2 separate regions of the Mus musculus genome follow, and region 1 is linked to region 2. The links are chromatin loops, found by intact Hi-C in ENCODE. Cell type or tissue: heart. All regions are shown on one strand.

Region 1 (8,000 bases), 68 kb after region 2:
TGTAAGTACACTGTAGCTGTCTTCAGACACTCCAGAAGAGGGCGTCAGATCTTGTTACAGATGGTTGTGAGCCACCATGTGGTTGCTGGGATTTGAACTCCGGACCTTCAGAAGAGCAGTCGGGTGCTCTTACCCACTGAGCCATCTCACCAGCCCAGAAATGGGATTTTATTTGCTTTCTGGCACTGGGTTAGAACCCAAAGGCTTGTGTGTGTGTCAGATAAGCACTCTGCTATTGACCTACAGCCTCAGCTCAACCTCACCTTAAACATATTATCTTTAATTATGTGTGTGAATATGTATGTGCATATGTGTATATCTGTGTGCCCAGCAATCCTCTTGTCTCTACCCTCCCACCCCACCCCACCTCACTGCTCTACCCACTCACACACACAGAGCTAGAGTTATAGGCATGGTTGTGGCCACATCTAGCTTCTTGCATGCTGGGGATTTGAACTCAGGTCCTTGTGATCACACAGCAAGCACTCTGACACACTGGGCCATTTCCTAGCCCGACCTCCCTTCTCAAGCAGCACATAGCAGCGTTGTCCTTGCCTTAGACAATACCACAATTCACTCTCAAGCCATCAGGCCTTGGCTATACAGGCAGAGGCTGCCCTGGTCCCTTGCTGTTTTGAATATGACAGCAGTGGGCATTCGGCTTCCCTGCCCCACCCCCACCTGGGCCTTCTGGAGGTGAATTCACAAACCATCAGGGTTCACCCCTAAAACAACAAGTCGACAAAGATAAATTCTCAGGAAAGGGGTAATGTTACTCCATTTGCAAACTGAAGCTGTCCTGCAGGGCTCCTTTCAGTGGGCTCAAGCCCTCAGATCTTCCTCAGGAGCGAGCGCTAGGACCCAAAGGCAAGAAAACAAATGCCCATTGCAAGAAGGAAAAATGGAGGCACCATCACCCAGCCTCACAAAGATGGCGTGATAACAATGACATTCAGAGCCCTTCCCCGCCAGGCTGAGAAGTCCCATGCCCTCCCCTCTCCTGCTCCTCCTTCAGAGCCTAAGGTTTCTCTGAGACAAGAAAGCATGCGACAGTACTTACGGAACAAGAAACTTCCTCCATGTTTGCCATCTATGCTCACATCACCCCATCATTTAGAGAGAAGGAAACTGAGGCCAGAGACGTTAAGGTTTGCCCCAGGTCACAACACACAACCAAGGTGGGCAGCTGACAGAGCAGGACACAGCACAGGACTCTGATCCCAGGAACTCTGCTCAACACTCTGGCTACACTGCCCCCCTGGACTTAAGAGTTGGACTTTGGAGGCACGTGATCCAGGCTAAAAGGGAGGTAGAGCTGGAACCTCCTCCAAGCAAGGACATATGCTAGTGAGCCATATTCACACTCACGGGCTTGTGGCTGCCACTCTGCGCAAAGCTACTAGTCTCTGAAGGATGTGGGGGAAGTGAGGGGATGGGCTCACAGCTACCCACGGTGCCTCTACAGGCCCCCGTGCCGTGGGCAACAAGAAATACAGAGGACACAGATACAACTTCCAAAGGGGACTCAGGGACAATGCTCTCTGCCAGTAAGTCTTCTATTTGCTAAGACATAAAGCACAGGCTGTGACGACCAGTTTGTTTTGGAGTTGGGGCCCAGGCTAGAGTCCCATGTGACCACTGCCCAGCCCTGGTGTCTACATCTAGAGATAAGGATCTAGGACGTAGATCCTCTGTATTTTCCTGAGCTATACAGGCTCTGGAAGCTTCCTAGATGGGAGCTGGAGCCCAGGTGATTGTGCTGTGAGACAGGGCCAAGCTAGGCTTTCCCTGTGGCCGGCTCTCTTGAAGGGGAAGACATAGCATCTTAAAGTAGCTAGGCAAGGACAGAGGCCAGCCATTCCAGAACCTTTCTACATTTCTTTTCCTCTCTTCTTTTTCTCCTCCTCCTCCTATACCTCTTCCTCTTCCTCCTCCTCCTCCTTCTTTTTCTTCTTCTTCTCTTCTCCTCCTCCTCCTTCTTTTTGATTTTTTTGCTTGGTGGTTTGTTTAGAGACAAGGTCTCTTACAGCTAGACCAGGCTAGCCCTCAAGCTGTGTAGCTGAGGCTGACTCGGAGCTTCTGACCCTTCCACACTCACCTCCCGAGGGCTGGGATCACAGATGTGCACTGTAATGACCAGTTTATGCGATGCTGAAGGCTGAGCCCAGGGCTTTGTGCAAGTCTGGCAAGCACTGTGTACGGAGCCCTGTCCTCAGCACCCCTGGCTATATTTTGCAAGAGCAGTGCCAGGAGGGCAGAGCCAGGATAAAACCGTGATGGGCCAGTGAATACGGCAGGGAGTTCTTCCTCCCCTCAGCCCCTGTGCAGTGAGCACTGGGGAGGGAACGACAAAGAAGCTGGGTGGTGGTGTTGCACACCTTTAATCCCAGAACTAAGGAGGAAGAGGGAGGTAGATCTGTGAGTTCAAGGCCAGCCTGGTCTACAGAGTGAGTTCTAGGACAGCCAGGGCTACACAGAGAAACCCTGTCTCGAAAAAACAAAAGGGAAAAAGAAAGAGAGGGGCCTTGGAGGAAAGAAAAGAAAAGAGAAAAAGCAGCCACACAGTGAAAACCATCCACTTTCTTTCTGACACTAAGGTTGGAACCCAGGCTCAGGACTACAGGATCACAGAACACACCCTCAGCCAATCTACTGCCATTTTCTTCTTGTTACTACTTAAGACGGAATCCTATGTAGCCCAGGTTGGCCTCAAATTTACTATGTAGCTTAGGATGACCTTAAAATTCCAATCCTCCTACATTCGCCTGCCAAGACCCTCAGCACATCCTCAGAATTAGAAATGGACTCCAATGTGGCGCTGCTGCTAACCAGCTGTGGAAACCAAGTCCAAGGAAAGGGACGGACCTTCCCCTGTGGGCACAGCATAAGCCAGGCAGTGACTGTAAAGGCCATGGCTCAAAGCAGAAATCTAAATCTAGGTATTCCTGAGCATAAATCCCAGTTCTGGCCGTGCTACCCAAAGCAGGGAACACCTTTCCGGAGCAGAAAGAGGTCCTAATCTAAGTAAGAAGAAGAATTGGACAAGGAACAGCCCCATAGCCAGCATGGCCACCATTAAAATCAAAATACTGACCACGTGACATTCTGGTTGTATGATTATAGATTTGCTCCTCTTGTGGACATCTTTTAAAAATAAGCCTGACAGGCAGGTGGACCCCAGAGCTGCTCCTTTTCACATCACACTGTTCTTTGGGGTGACCCGCAGGGTACAAGGCAGAAAGCCTGGGCTCAGGGTGGGGGGAGCGTATAGGCCTATGGTGTATATAGGCCGTGTGGAGTTCAGTGACCGTCAGACCCCAGAGAGGAAGCATCCAGCAGCCTCACAGAGGCTCACTTTGACATGTCTTCCCTCCCAGCTAGTAACTCAGTCAGCTGGCCTGTGGGTTTCCCTGGGGTTTCCCCTCCCTCTGGATTTGAACCCTAAATACAGGTTGGTGGTGGTAGTGGCAGGTCTCACGAGTTAAACTCAGTTCCTAGGCACTGGCCTATATGTGAGGAACTCTCTGAGCGGTTCTCATCCCACTTCCTCCCTCGTGCACCCCAGGAAACACTCCCTGGGGGACTCAGACTTCAGGAAGGACTGGGAGTGAAGCCAGACACTGACAACAGTGGGGGGTGGTCCTAGGGAGGGGAGGGGGCAGAGTCCAGCTGCACTGACTACACCAGACAGCTTCTGGCCACCCTTAAATGACACAGGAAGCAGGCTGTGGCCCAGCCACCAGGCTGAGGAACTCCAGCCTCAGAGGCAGCAAGCGTGTCTGGCTTCTGGGTGCCAGAAAAACAAACAAACAAACAAACAAACAACAAAGCCTGGCTTCTGGATGCCAGAAAAACAAACAAACAAACAACAAAGCCAGTGGAGGTGGAGACCGGAAGGGCGGGTAGCAAGGAGCTAGGGCTGGGGCCACTGTCCTCAAGTGTCTCTAGCTTCCAGCTCTCATCAGATAGGTACTTGGCTAACTGGTCTCCCACCTCAGGAACCCCAGTGACTCTCCCACAGCTTGACAACGCTGGTCAGCTGCTTCCTCATCCAGGCCCTAAACAAGGCCCTCCCACATTAGCCCTTACCTGTCCCCTCCAGTCTCAGGTCTCAGTGGCTCTTGGCCTGTCCTGGAATTCCGCTGCCCGTGACAGCAGGGACCCGATTCAGACCTCTGGGCCTTGGTTCAGATGGTTTGTTCTCTCCAGATGGAATCCTCTCTCAATCGGCAAACTCCTACTAAACCTTCAAAACCCCACTCCCACTTTCTCCATTGAGACCCTTCCTTTGATTCACATAGTAGCTTCTGGGCCCTGGCTGCGGAGCTTTCTAAAAAAGACACATGGAGGTTCTGACTTGGGGTGTGGCCACTCCTAAGCCAAGAGGTTATTTTCGAAACAGCACAGGACACACACAAGGTTGGTGACACAGCCCCTATTACAGGGGTCTTGCTCACTAGACCAGAAGCTCTGGGACACACTGGCTGCACTTCATCTCCAGGAAGGGTGGTCAGAGTGTGGCCTAGAGCAAGTGCCTAACAGCTGCCCAACTAAATACAGAGCATGTCCCCGCTTGGGGGTAAGGGCACAGAGCTGGGGCAGCTGTAGGGACAGGCTTCAGGTAGAAGGAGGGAAGCATGCACTAAAATCCTTTCACAGGGACTCTGCCCCAAGGGTTCCATGCAGGAAATGGGCCTGAGTCCCAGCCGGGAAGGGGCACCAGGGCTACCTTGCAAAGTCCAGCCCTTGGAATTCCTCGGCACCAAGGGCCGCCTGGTGGAGAGTCCACGCAGGGATGGCTCACGAAGAAACTGGGCAGAGAGCAATCAAGAGGCACTTGAGTGATCACGGTCTGGACCTGGCCTCAGCGTAAGAGGATTGGGATGGCAGTGGGGGGGGGGGGACCACTTCAGTTCTTCATAAATGCCCTAACGGGGAGATTTTGTTTCACAGGTGGCTCTTACAGCTCAGGACCAGCCAAGGGGCAGAAAGGAAGCCAATCCCAAAGTCGCCAGTCGCTATCTGAATTCCTTCCTTCCCAGAACCAGACTGAGAGGAGCGAGGGACGTCCCTGAGGTCTTCAGGCCACTGAGCTTGGAGGCACAGGAAGAGAAGGCAGGGCTGTCCCTCAGCTGCTGCCTCTGGAGGAAGGGACGTGCTGGAGAGAGAGAGAGAGAGAGAGAGAGAGAGAGAGAGAGAGAGAGAGAGAGAGAGAGAGAGAGAGAGCGAGCGAGCTCCAGGCGGCAGAGTAAACCAAAGAGACAGCGGAGGGCTCTGGCTCCTCCCCTCTGAGCCTGCAGACACTGAGCCCCTAGACATTGGGTCATTCAGGCCCCTGTCTCTTCTTAAACTTCCTTTCTTTGCAGGGAACAGGGAGGGAATCTCTCCTCCCTGGAGTGGGCGAGGCTTGGTCAATGGAGGCTACCTAGGAACAAAGGATCCCTTGTCCCCAGCTCAGGGTAGGTGCCCGACCCACCCCAAACGAGCTCCTAGGCCAGCCCCTGGTCAATGAAGGAAGGGTGAGGGGCACCGCCCCCTGGGCCTCTGTGGGAAGGAGCCACCCCACAGGCAGGCCAGAGGGGACTCTGGGGTCTGTTGCCCTGGAAACCAGAGCCCTTTGGAGAAGCTGCTGGCTGGAGAAGAAGCTGGCTGTCACCAGACTCAGACTCCCTCCCCCTCCCAGTCCCAGACACATTAACCCTGCTGTCCCCAGGGTCCAGCCAGGCTGGAGTGCGTATGAAAGCCTCCTCCAGTCCAGCAGCTATACTGTTCCAGCTTCTTCTCTGGGGATCCTGGACTCCCAGACACATCCCAAACTGTGACCCAGAGAGCAGAGATGAGTGACCTTGAGACATAGGCTTGTCCCCATCACTGCCTTGGGCCAAGTCAGCTTCCCTACCTGGAAAAGGAAGCCACTTCCCAGGGGACAAGTGCCAGGCTAAGAGGGAGTTCTGCCACCCTTATTTCTGAGAGCAGGGAAGTCGTGGCATAATGAAGTGACTGAGTTAGCATCATTGGGAGCTTGAGATGGGGACAATGGTCCAGACAGGCAGGGGAAGGGTGGTGGGCTAGAGCCAAGGGATCAACGGAGGGCATCTTAAGGGGACTCTGGGATACGGTGGGAGATGCACAGACACAAGTCCCATGACATCCAGCCTCAAATGTCAGAAGCATCCAAAGTCCATGTGTGGCCTCAACACATGTTGGCCATGTCCCCAGGACTCCAATTCACATGCCCTGACCTCCACAGGGTTAATCTCACCCCTCTTTCCTTGCATCCCAAATCTCTCACCCCTATGCCATTCAGTAAGCACTTTCATGAGCACAGTGCCCACTTCCTGCTAGCCTGGCTGCCAGAGGAACCCAGCTACCAGTCCTCAGGTGGCAGGCACTGGGTGCAGGTACAGGCCCTACATCATGGTAGGAATGACCCTGCCCATTCTGACAGGTGGGTCCCTGGACAGGATAGATGGGTATTGCAACCCACCTCCAAGAAGATGCTGTATGGAGCGCTCTGGGGCAGAGGATCCTTGGAGCTCACTGTGTCCAAGCTGAGCTAACTCCCCTGCGTGAGTGAAGTGGGTGCGTGCACGCTGAGCACCTGAGGCTCCCATGGTTGGGGTGAGGGATGAACTTGGCCTGGGACCTGACCAGAGCTCACCAAGGGATCTCACACTAAGAGGCCACACTGCTTCGGGCTCAGCACACACTCAGGTGGGCGCTAAGCTGCACACCATCACCTCCCTCCATGCCCACAGAGCTTCCCACCATAGTCCAATGGCACCCTATCCAGCAGGGCAGCAAGGGCTACAGTGTGACCTAGTACAAGGTAACCCTCTCTGAGGCCCCTCCCTGTGACCTCCAGTCCTCCAGATCAGGCGGATCATGCAGAGATGTCTGCAGGCTAAGAATTCAGGTCAGGAATGTGCTAGGGTTCAGTAGGTGACAGTGCTGGCCCTGCAGGCCCGACAGCCTCCGGTCAGTCCCTGGAAGGCACACAGTCAATGCAGCAACACACCCCTGTGATCGCAGCAAGACAGAGGCAGGGACAGGAGAATCGCACAGAAGCCAATGCACCAGTTATGCTGCGGTGTGCAGAGCTACCGCAGGTAGAAAAGACCCTGTCTCAAGAAGGTAAAAGGAGAAAAGTGAGCTCCCAAAGTTGTCCTCTGACCTTAAACACACCACACATCACACATACACACATACACCACACACATGAAACATATACACATACCACACACACCATACATACACACCACACACATACACACCATACACACCACACACATATACTATACCACACATACCATACATACACCACACACACACCACACACAATCATACACATACATACCACATACACCACACACATATCACATACACCATACACACACCATATACACACCACATATGCACAATCACACCACACCTCATACACACATATTACACACATACCATACACACCACAACACACACATACACACACACACACACACAAACACACACACACACACACACACACACACACACGAATGAAACCCTGAGGGCCTCTTCAGCAGCAGCACCTGCCTGGCCTGTCATTGCCTTCACAGCATGTGACAATGCATGTTGATGGACAGTGCGTGATACCAGAGTGAGGTAAAACTTGAGGTGCCGAAGGAAGACTGTGTAGTCTGGAGCAGAGCCTCTCCCTGGGTCAATGCTGAGGTCAGCAGCACACATCTTAGCTCACCTTCACGGCTATGTGACTGCCCACCTTAAAAACACAGAGACATGCCAGGCAGGGTGATTCCAGCCTGTAACCCAGCACTTAGGAGGCAGGGACAGGGTCACCATGAATTGGAAGCTAGACCGGTAGGTATACCTTGAAAGTTACAGGCCAGCCAGGGCTACTTATCAGACCTTGTTTTGTCTTGTCTTGTCTTGTCTTGTCTTGTCTTGTCTTGTCTTGTCTTGTTTCGTTTCATTTCGTTTGTTTTTTTGAGACAGGGTTTCTC
Region 2 (8,000 bases):
GGGCCTCCCTGAACTTGCTAACTGTATAGCCCCCATTTCCCCCATGCCTACTGTGTCTCTTCTCTATATTCCCCTCGATTCCCTTCTGCGTGCTGAGGTCCTGCCTGTCTTTGTCCACTAGACTGAAGGCCGCATGAGGCGGGGACCTCGTACGTCCCGGTCACCACTGCACACCCAGTTCTAGCATTCAATAGGTGCTCAGGGATGACCCGTGAACAGACAGATGAATGGAGGAATGAACGATGAACTTACATCGCCAAGGTGCTCTGTCAGCTCTTAGCGCCCCAGTCTACAGCCCAGCCCGCACGGCTCCTGCGACTATTTATCTGTGCTGGGTCCCACGCTCGCTCGCCCGTCCCAGAGCTCAGGGTCCTCATCTGCTTGGGAGAGGATAGACAACGGTTGCTCCAGATGGAGGGGCGGGCTCTGCCAGGACATAAGGGACAAGTGACGGCTGTGGGGGCGAGCTTCCTGGTGGTTAATACCATGGAGACTGTCATCAGGTGAAACCAACCCCTTACTGACTGTCATTTTGGCTGGGCCTTCGTCTCCTGTGAAATGCCGTTCTAACCACTATTATAAGAAGTAAAGCTAACACGAAAAGAATGCAGTGGGCAAGTAAGAGGGTATGAGTGTCACAGAGCATGCCAGGATGAGGGCAGTCCCACCAAAGCAGCCCTTTGGCCTGGTGGCGTCGGGCACAGTCCAAAGTCAAGACTTCAACAGATGAGGTTGCTAGTATCCACTATCACAAAATAATGGAATTTTCCACCCCGTGACCCATGCTGGTCATTCTCACACAGACCTCGTTCGTTCCGCGGAAAAGCTAGCTCACAGAACAAGAACAAATGGCTTGGCCCCCTGGGTCTCTAAGCTGGACTGAGACACTGGGCATGCCTTTCCAGCTGTGACAACTCTACCTAGACACTGGTTCTCCCAGGCTAGGCAGGGCCTCCACAGCTACCACACGCCGGGTCCACTCACCTGCAGACTGAGGGTCCGGGAGGAGAAAGCGGGGACGCAGCAGGCCAGGATGGGGCACCAGAACGGGGCTTTGCTTTTCTTGTCCTCATCGGGACACAGCCATCCTGGCTGGTTCTCCTCCCCTGCAGCAAGAGGAAATGGGTATATGAAACTAGTCAGGGTGTGAGCCCTAGCAATAGCGACTGGCCCTCAGCCCTGGGAGTCATCGCAGACCCCAGCAGGCTAGGTCCCACAGTGACCTCATTGCTCTGATCAGTCCCCCACCCCACATGCTGCTTGGTCGGAAATGAAGCTGAGCATCGGGCTATGAACTGGTCTATGGACCACGGGCAGAGGATCTGGGAAACCCAAGGGCAGAGTCCCAGCCTGACCCTACCATGGATCAACCTGTGCAGACATTCCAACCCCCTGAGTCTCAATTCCTTTGCCAGTGAAAGGGTGAGTGGGCTGGGGAGACGGTCAGTAGGTAAAGCGCTCACTGTGCAAGCATGAGGGGCTGAGTTCAAATCTTCAGCACCCCTGTGATAGTGAGTACCTGTAACCCCGGTGACAGCAGGTATAGACAGACAGACCTTAGGGGCTCAATGGCCATCTGGTCTAGCCGTGAGCGGGGTGGGGATGAGATTTAAGGCTAGATCTAGATGTATGTTGTGGCTCCATCTATGGAGCATTTGCCTAGCATGCAAGAGTTCCTGGGTTCTATCCCCAGCATGGAACGAATCAGGTGTGGTGCACACACCCATAGTCCAGCCCTCAGAAGTGGAGGCAGGAGCATCAGAAGTTCAAGGTCACCCTCAGCTCCACAGCGAGTTCCAGGCCGGGACTGGACCAGGTGAGACCTGTCCACTGAGTGGAATGGGAGCCTTTGGAGAAGGCTAAGCAAAGGTTCCTGTGTCCAAGAACTGAGTCAGACGCTGTGGCTTTGGACTTAACAGTTGCTGGTACGGGCAGATCCACACCAGCAGACAGTGCTTTCTCATTTGATGGGGAGGCTCTGCTCAAAGGCAGCCTCCTCTGAGACGCCCTTCCCGACCACTCTGGCTATGACAGCCCCTCTGAATGTCACCGAAGCCTGTCCTGTTTCCCTTGGTGTCTGTATGCCCGTCTGAATCAGTGTCAGCTACAGACACAGTTGTGACTTGTCACCACAGGTCCTTCGGTCGTAAGCTGTGAGCCGGGGTCTGGGTTACGACATACACCACTAACCCTGCAGCAGCGTCCGGCATAGACTAAGAGTTCAGAACACACAGGCTCAAAGAATGAATGGCAAGGGGACTGGAGAGATGGCTCAGAGTCTGAGAGCCCTGGCTGCTCTTCCAGAGGACCCAGGTTTGATTCTCAGGACCCACAGATGGCTCACAACTGTCTATAACTCCAGGCCCAAGGGATCCAAACAAGGCACAAACATGAACAGACATTTCACGCAGACAAATACTAATATACATAAAAAAATTTTAATATTTTCATGAATGAATGAGAGGAAGGGGCAGAAAGAAACTAATATCAGCCCCAGAAATTCTGCCTACTAAGAAGCCTTCCTTTCTTATACACCAGACCACAGCAGCCAGTGTGACACGTGTGTGTGTGTGTGTGTGTGTGTGTGTGTGTGTGTGTGTGTGCCCCTGTATCAGGAAGCACCAAGGTGTGATGGTTAACACCGAGTGCAACTTAACAGTCTCTTAAATCACCATGGAGACAAATCTGTGAGGGAGTTTCTAGCCTGGGTTAACTGAGGAGGGAAGGCCCACCCTGAACGTGGGCGGCACCATCCCCTAGGCTGGGGTCCTGGGCTGAACAGAAAGGAGACAGTGAGCTGAGCTCCAGCATCCACCTCTCTATGCTTCCTGGCTGCAGATGTGATGTGACCGGCTGCCTCAAGGCCCTGCCTTCACGCCTTCCTTTCCTTCCATGGTGGAATGTACCCCTAAACCTATGATCCCCCCTAAAAACAAAAACAAAAAACCTGGCCAGCATTCACAGTAATAAAATGTGGATAAAGTGCTCATCACCATAGAGGTGACACTGAGGGACTAGGAAGCAAAACTAGGTCCTGACTGGCATGAGGCAGGACCCACATGGGGACTTGGGGCTTCTAGGCTCCAATAACCAAGTTCTTCACACTAAATCTACAAGAACACAAGGCCACACCCCTCCAACATGGCCACACACCCCTCAATACGGCCACACCTACAGGGACACACTTACTCCAACAAGACCTCGCCTGCTCTAACAAGGCCACACCTACTTCAATAAGGCCACGCCTACTCTAACAAGGCCACTCTGAGTCCCAGTGTGCTGTCACAGACCAATGCTAGCTCTGTCCGAAGATGCCAACCTTCAGGGAGCCTACAACTCTGGGGTCATGAAGAGGTCATCAACTGTTGGGACAACAGCCTCCCTAAGGCCCACACTCCTCCTTGGTGGAAAACAGGAAGGCACACTTCTTTTGGATGTGTGACCGGCCCTCCACCCAGCCTCCAGAGCCAGTCCTCCACAGAACCCCATTGCTCCCTATTTGAAAATACCAGTGGTGTCCTGGTTGGCTTGGAGTAAGCCCTAGACTCTTCTAGAAGAGCCACAAGGACCACCCTCCCTCCCAGCCGCATCTCCTGATCACCAGGCTCCACAATTGTCAGCAGTTTCAGCACGCAGCTCTTGATGTCCCTTTACGGGGAACGCTGCCCTGCTACCCCAGCCCGTTCTGCAGGGGGCTCCTCTCCTAACCACATCCCCATTCTCCCTTCTCAACAGTCCCAACCCACCAGAACTGTCACATCCCTCATTACTGCAAGTGTCTCCAGATTGGGGCGACTCAATTTAAGTCCATCCACTTTGCCATGGTGAGAAAGCCGGAGACTAGCCTTGGATTCTGAGCATTGATCTTCCCTGGACTGGCACTAGGTGGCGCCATCTCTCAAGATGCTAGACAGCCAGCCCCAGGTCACCCACCTCAGCACACCAGGCATTTCTGGAGGTTGCCTTTTTGGATCTTGTCACATTTCCCAACCCCCACCTGTGTATGGTTCCCATGCGTGCATGTATGTACGTGTGTCCATGCATCCAAACTTGGTTTGTCCTCATTTCTAAAGATGGCACCCGGGATATTGGGCATGCCCAGGCAAGCATTACAGCCGAGCTCTATCCCAGCTATTTATATACATGGCCTACACACACTTGATTAAGCACACACTTCGATCCTGGGCTAATGGAAATGACCCGGACGTGCTAAAGGTCGGCTGGGCTAAGCTGTGCTGTGTGGGAGGTTAGAGGTTAAATGTGGTTTTCCCTTCAGATGAGCCTATGAGGCACAAGGCATTATAACTGAAGGAACGGGGTTGGCTCTGCTCCTCCACGGGCTTCTCCATTCTGGTGTGCATGCGATGTGGAAGCAGGAGGCTCTCTACCGTGCCGCTGGTCCATGGAGGCCAAAACTATCTATCCATGTGCTTTCTATGCAAACACAACAGTAGCAGCTTTTACGAAAGGCCAAAGAGAAAGGCTGGCCTGTGTAATGATGAACCACTCCTGAGAGAGACCCAGCCCAAACGCCAGCTGGGTCACAGAGACTGGAGTGGTCACATGGGTGACCACCACACTGGAGAAGCTGTAGGCTCCCTATAATGCACAAAGGCTGGCCGGGGACCCCGATGGCTCCCATCCCTGTCTGAAGCCCTCAGCAGTGACAGCATTTCCTAATGGGCCCCAGAAGTGGCCCTTCACACTCTGGGCCCTGGAAACTGTCCCATAAAACCTATATCCCTGTCACGGGAAAGAGGGGAAAAAGCCAGCATGTGAGAGATGTGTCAGGCCAAGCACGACTTCCGCACATGCATACAAGTCGCCCCATCGGGGAACCGCAGTAAAGAAAGTAAGCCATTGGGCTGGATGCACAGTACGCTCAGGCCACGGTGGGAAAAGGCCTGCCCTGCTACCTCTCAGTTAAGGCCCAGCAGTAAATAAACACAACCCAATTTAAGATGCTATCCCTGCCCAGGGAACACTCACAGCCAAAGTCACCATGCCACGCAGGAGACCTGTGACGCTCACCCACCTGACAGCCAGATAGGTGAACGCACAGCACCCACCCCCACAGCTCCCCCCAGCTCCTCCCTCTGTCCCCCTGTTCCCCCCCAGCCTATCAGACCCTGGCATTTCATCACCATATATATTTTTAACGATCTGACCTTCTCCCTCCAGATGGTGCCTTTCTTGTGTGCAACTGAGATTGCTAAATGAAAATGGAGTTGTGGGCTCCCCATCTGTCGCTGCCATTGTCCCTGTCACAAAACCAGAGCGGCTGAGACCCGATGAGGAGGCTGTGGCCACTGAACATGGAAAGTCTACCTGGGGTAGGTGACATTCAGGTGACGCACCAACGGCACAGTGGTGATTTCGACTGACACTAAGTGGAGGCTTATTTAGGGCCGTGTTTGGCAACGCTCATGGTACTCAAGAGCCATTGTGGCACAGGAGGGAGCTCTAGGGATGGAAGCCTTCCCCCTCCCCCCTTACCCCCTCCCCCAGCCTAGGAAGCATCTCCTCAAACCTACTAGAAGCACCCTAGGCACCACCTACCCCAGCCTTCAACACACTGTGTGACAATGAGCTTGTTGCCCCATCTAGAAATCAGGGGACCAAATTCCAGTCATTTGGAGTTGTTGGGGGGAGCCTAGAAAGACCATCAGTGAGGTCTTAACAATTTGAGGAGAGGCTGAGCCACCTCTAGCCCTGCTGTGTGCTCGGCCTCCAGGGTGAGGTCCTCACCATCACGGACCTCTGGTCTCAAAATTCCCACATCCGCGGCCATCTTCAGGGCCTCCTCATCAGCCGGCCTGATACAGGGAGACACTACTAGTCACAGCCAGTCAGGGAGATGCTACCAGTCACAGCCACCAGTCACAGCCAGTCAGGGAGATGTCACCAGTCACAGCCAGTCACCAGGCCAAGCATCCTTCCCCTAAGCCACCCCACCCTGAAACGCTCAATGCTATCCATGGAAGCCAGCTGAAGGCCACAGCTTCCCAGTTGGAGTGTAGGGCTTCGTACCCCTTCCCAGAGAAGAGGGCCACCATATTCAGGAAAAGCTTAGAGCAGTGGTTCTCAACCTGTGGGTCTCAACCCCTTTGAGGAGCGAATGATCTTTTCACAGGGGTCAGCTAAGACCAACGGAAGACAAGATATTTATATTACGATTCATAACCGTGGCAAAATTATAGTTATGGGGAAGCAGCTGAAATGATTTGATGGTTAGGGGCCACCGCAACCCGAGGAACTGCACTGAAGGGTCACGGTACCGGGAAGGTTGGGGTTCTCCTCAGTTCTGCTACACCCCAGTTCTCAAGACTCTCCTGACCCTCACTCACATCCCCAGGCCCCAGGAGAACCATTGGCTTAGGGGGTCCTAGCACAGGGAAGGTTTGCAGAGTTAATGAGATTTAGACCTAGGACACAGTCAGGCTTCCCAGGGCGAAGGTTGCAGGCCTGCATCAGTACTGAGTAGACATGAAGACAGAGAGCTGAAGGCTACACCAGAGAGGAGACACGGGGAGACTCCCAGGTTGTGTGCAGCCTCCTGCCTGAAGCCCCTGAGGCTCCTCCTAGTGTGGGTGTGACAAGGGCCTGCCACACCCAGGCCTTCTCTGGAGAGCAGTCAGGGAAAGGTTCTGGGGCCTGGGGATATGAGGGTCGGGGAGCAGAGTTTTAAGAACTGGGGTGGGGGGTGGCAGCAGAATTCTGAGAGCCCCGACCTTTCCTTCCTTCTCTGGAGCCCTCTGTGTGTACCCATAACCAAGCCTCTATGTATAGAGGCTAGCAGCTGTGATGGGTGGGGCAGAGTCTGGCCCAGCTCTGCACTGCCATGGGAGGCTGAAACTCCTGGGTGCAGGGCTGCCACACACACCCAACGCCCCAGTTCCCTGCACTCCCTGTGGCCTGAAACACCCACATGGTCCCTACTCTCTGATTCCCCCCGAGCTGGGTGCTAACAGCTGGCAGGACAAAGCAGCCTAGAAGCCTTGGAACTATGGACCAGTGTCTTCTAGCTCCAGGTCGCATGGTATAAGGCCTGCCCAGTCACCTGCTGAACCTTCCAGTGTGCCTGAGACCGTACTGCAATAAGCAAGGGTCCTTAGAGATCCAGTCTTGTCACAGATGGGGAAACTGGGGCTCAGGAAGGAGGTCTGCCTTTCCCAGGATCACAGGGTAATGCCAGTGTTTAGAAAGGATCCCCTTCTAGGCCAAAGCTTTCCTGTCCCTCACTCAGTCTTTGGGGGGGCTGCCATCCTGACTCGCTGATGCAGAAGAAAATTAAACACGATAAAGGACTGGCACATCTTTAACATGGTCTTGCTCCTTGCACATCACACACACATACACTCACACATACACACACACACACATGCTTGTACACAAACACACACTCTCACACATACACACACACACATGCTTGTGCACACACACACAAACACACACTCTCACACATACACACAAACACACACATGCTTGTGCATGCTCACACACATATACACACAAACACACATATATGTGCTTGCACACACATACATACACTCACACATATACACACTCACATACACACAAACACACACATGCTCGTGCACACACACATATAAAAACACATATATATGTGTGCACACACACAAACACATACATGCACACACATATGTATACATACATACAATATGCATACACATACATACATACATACATGCACACATACATATACACACATACATATATACAAATACATACACACATAACACATGCACACACATATGCACACACATACATGTACACACATGCGTGCACACGCGCACGCACACATACACACACACACACACACGACACTGCAGATGAGAAACAAAAGCAGCCAAATGAAAAGCACAAGTTATTCAAGCCCTAGGGGACCCAGCATTCAAATATAATTTCAAACGACTCTCCTATTAAGGCTGCTGAAGTGACTATGCGTGGAGATAAGACAGTCCACGGGCTCAGTCAGT

The links. A loop is a pair of places that touch in the nucleus more often than their neighbours do. Peaks named below come from ENCODE experiments on the same cell type or tissue, not always from the same donor. Only the 100,000 strongest peaks of a DNase experiment are listed, where the experiment ranks them.
Region 1: it touches region 2 in a loop (2.0-fold over the local background); 6 of 42 quality-filtered maps call a loop at or near these places.

Annotation. Positions count from the first base shown.
Region 1 is chr4:140,619,430-140,627,429 of GRCm38, forward strand. All of the region lies in intron 1 of Arhgef10l (Rho guanine nucleotide exchange factor (GEF) 10-like), which reads right to left. Among named protein-coding and RNA genes, the nearest start is that of Gm42335, 18 kb to the left of the region's middle. In heart, CTCF peaks have their summits at 113 and 4,769; DNase peaks (open chromatin) are centred at 3,582, 5,492, 6,242 and 6,740; H3K4me3 peaks cover 1,693 bases; H3K27ac peaks cover 5,509 bases.
Region 2 is chr4:140,551,544-140,559,543 of GRCm38, forward strand. It overlaps Arhgef10l (Rho guanine nucleotide exchange factor (GEF) 10-like), which reads right to left. Exons shown (of 29, transcript NM_001290803.1): 22 at 985-1,106. Among named protein-coding and RNA genes, the nearest start is that of Gm42335, 50 kb to the right of the region's middle. In heart, a CTCF peak has its summit at 3,885 (motif pointing right); a DNase peak (open chromatin) is centred at 3,868; H3K27ac peaks cover 169 bases.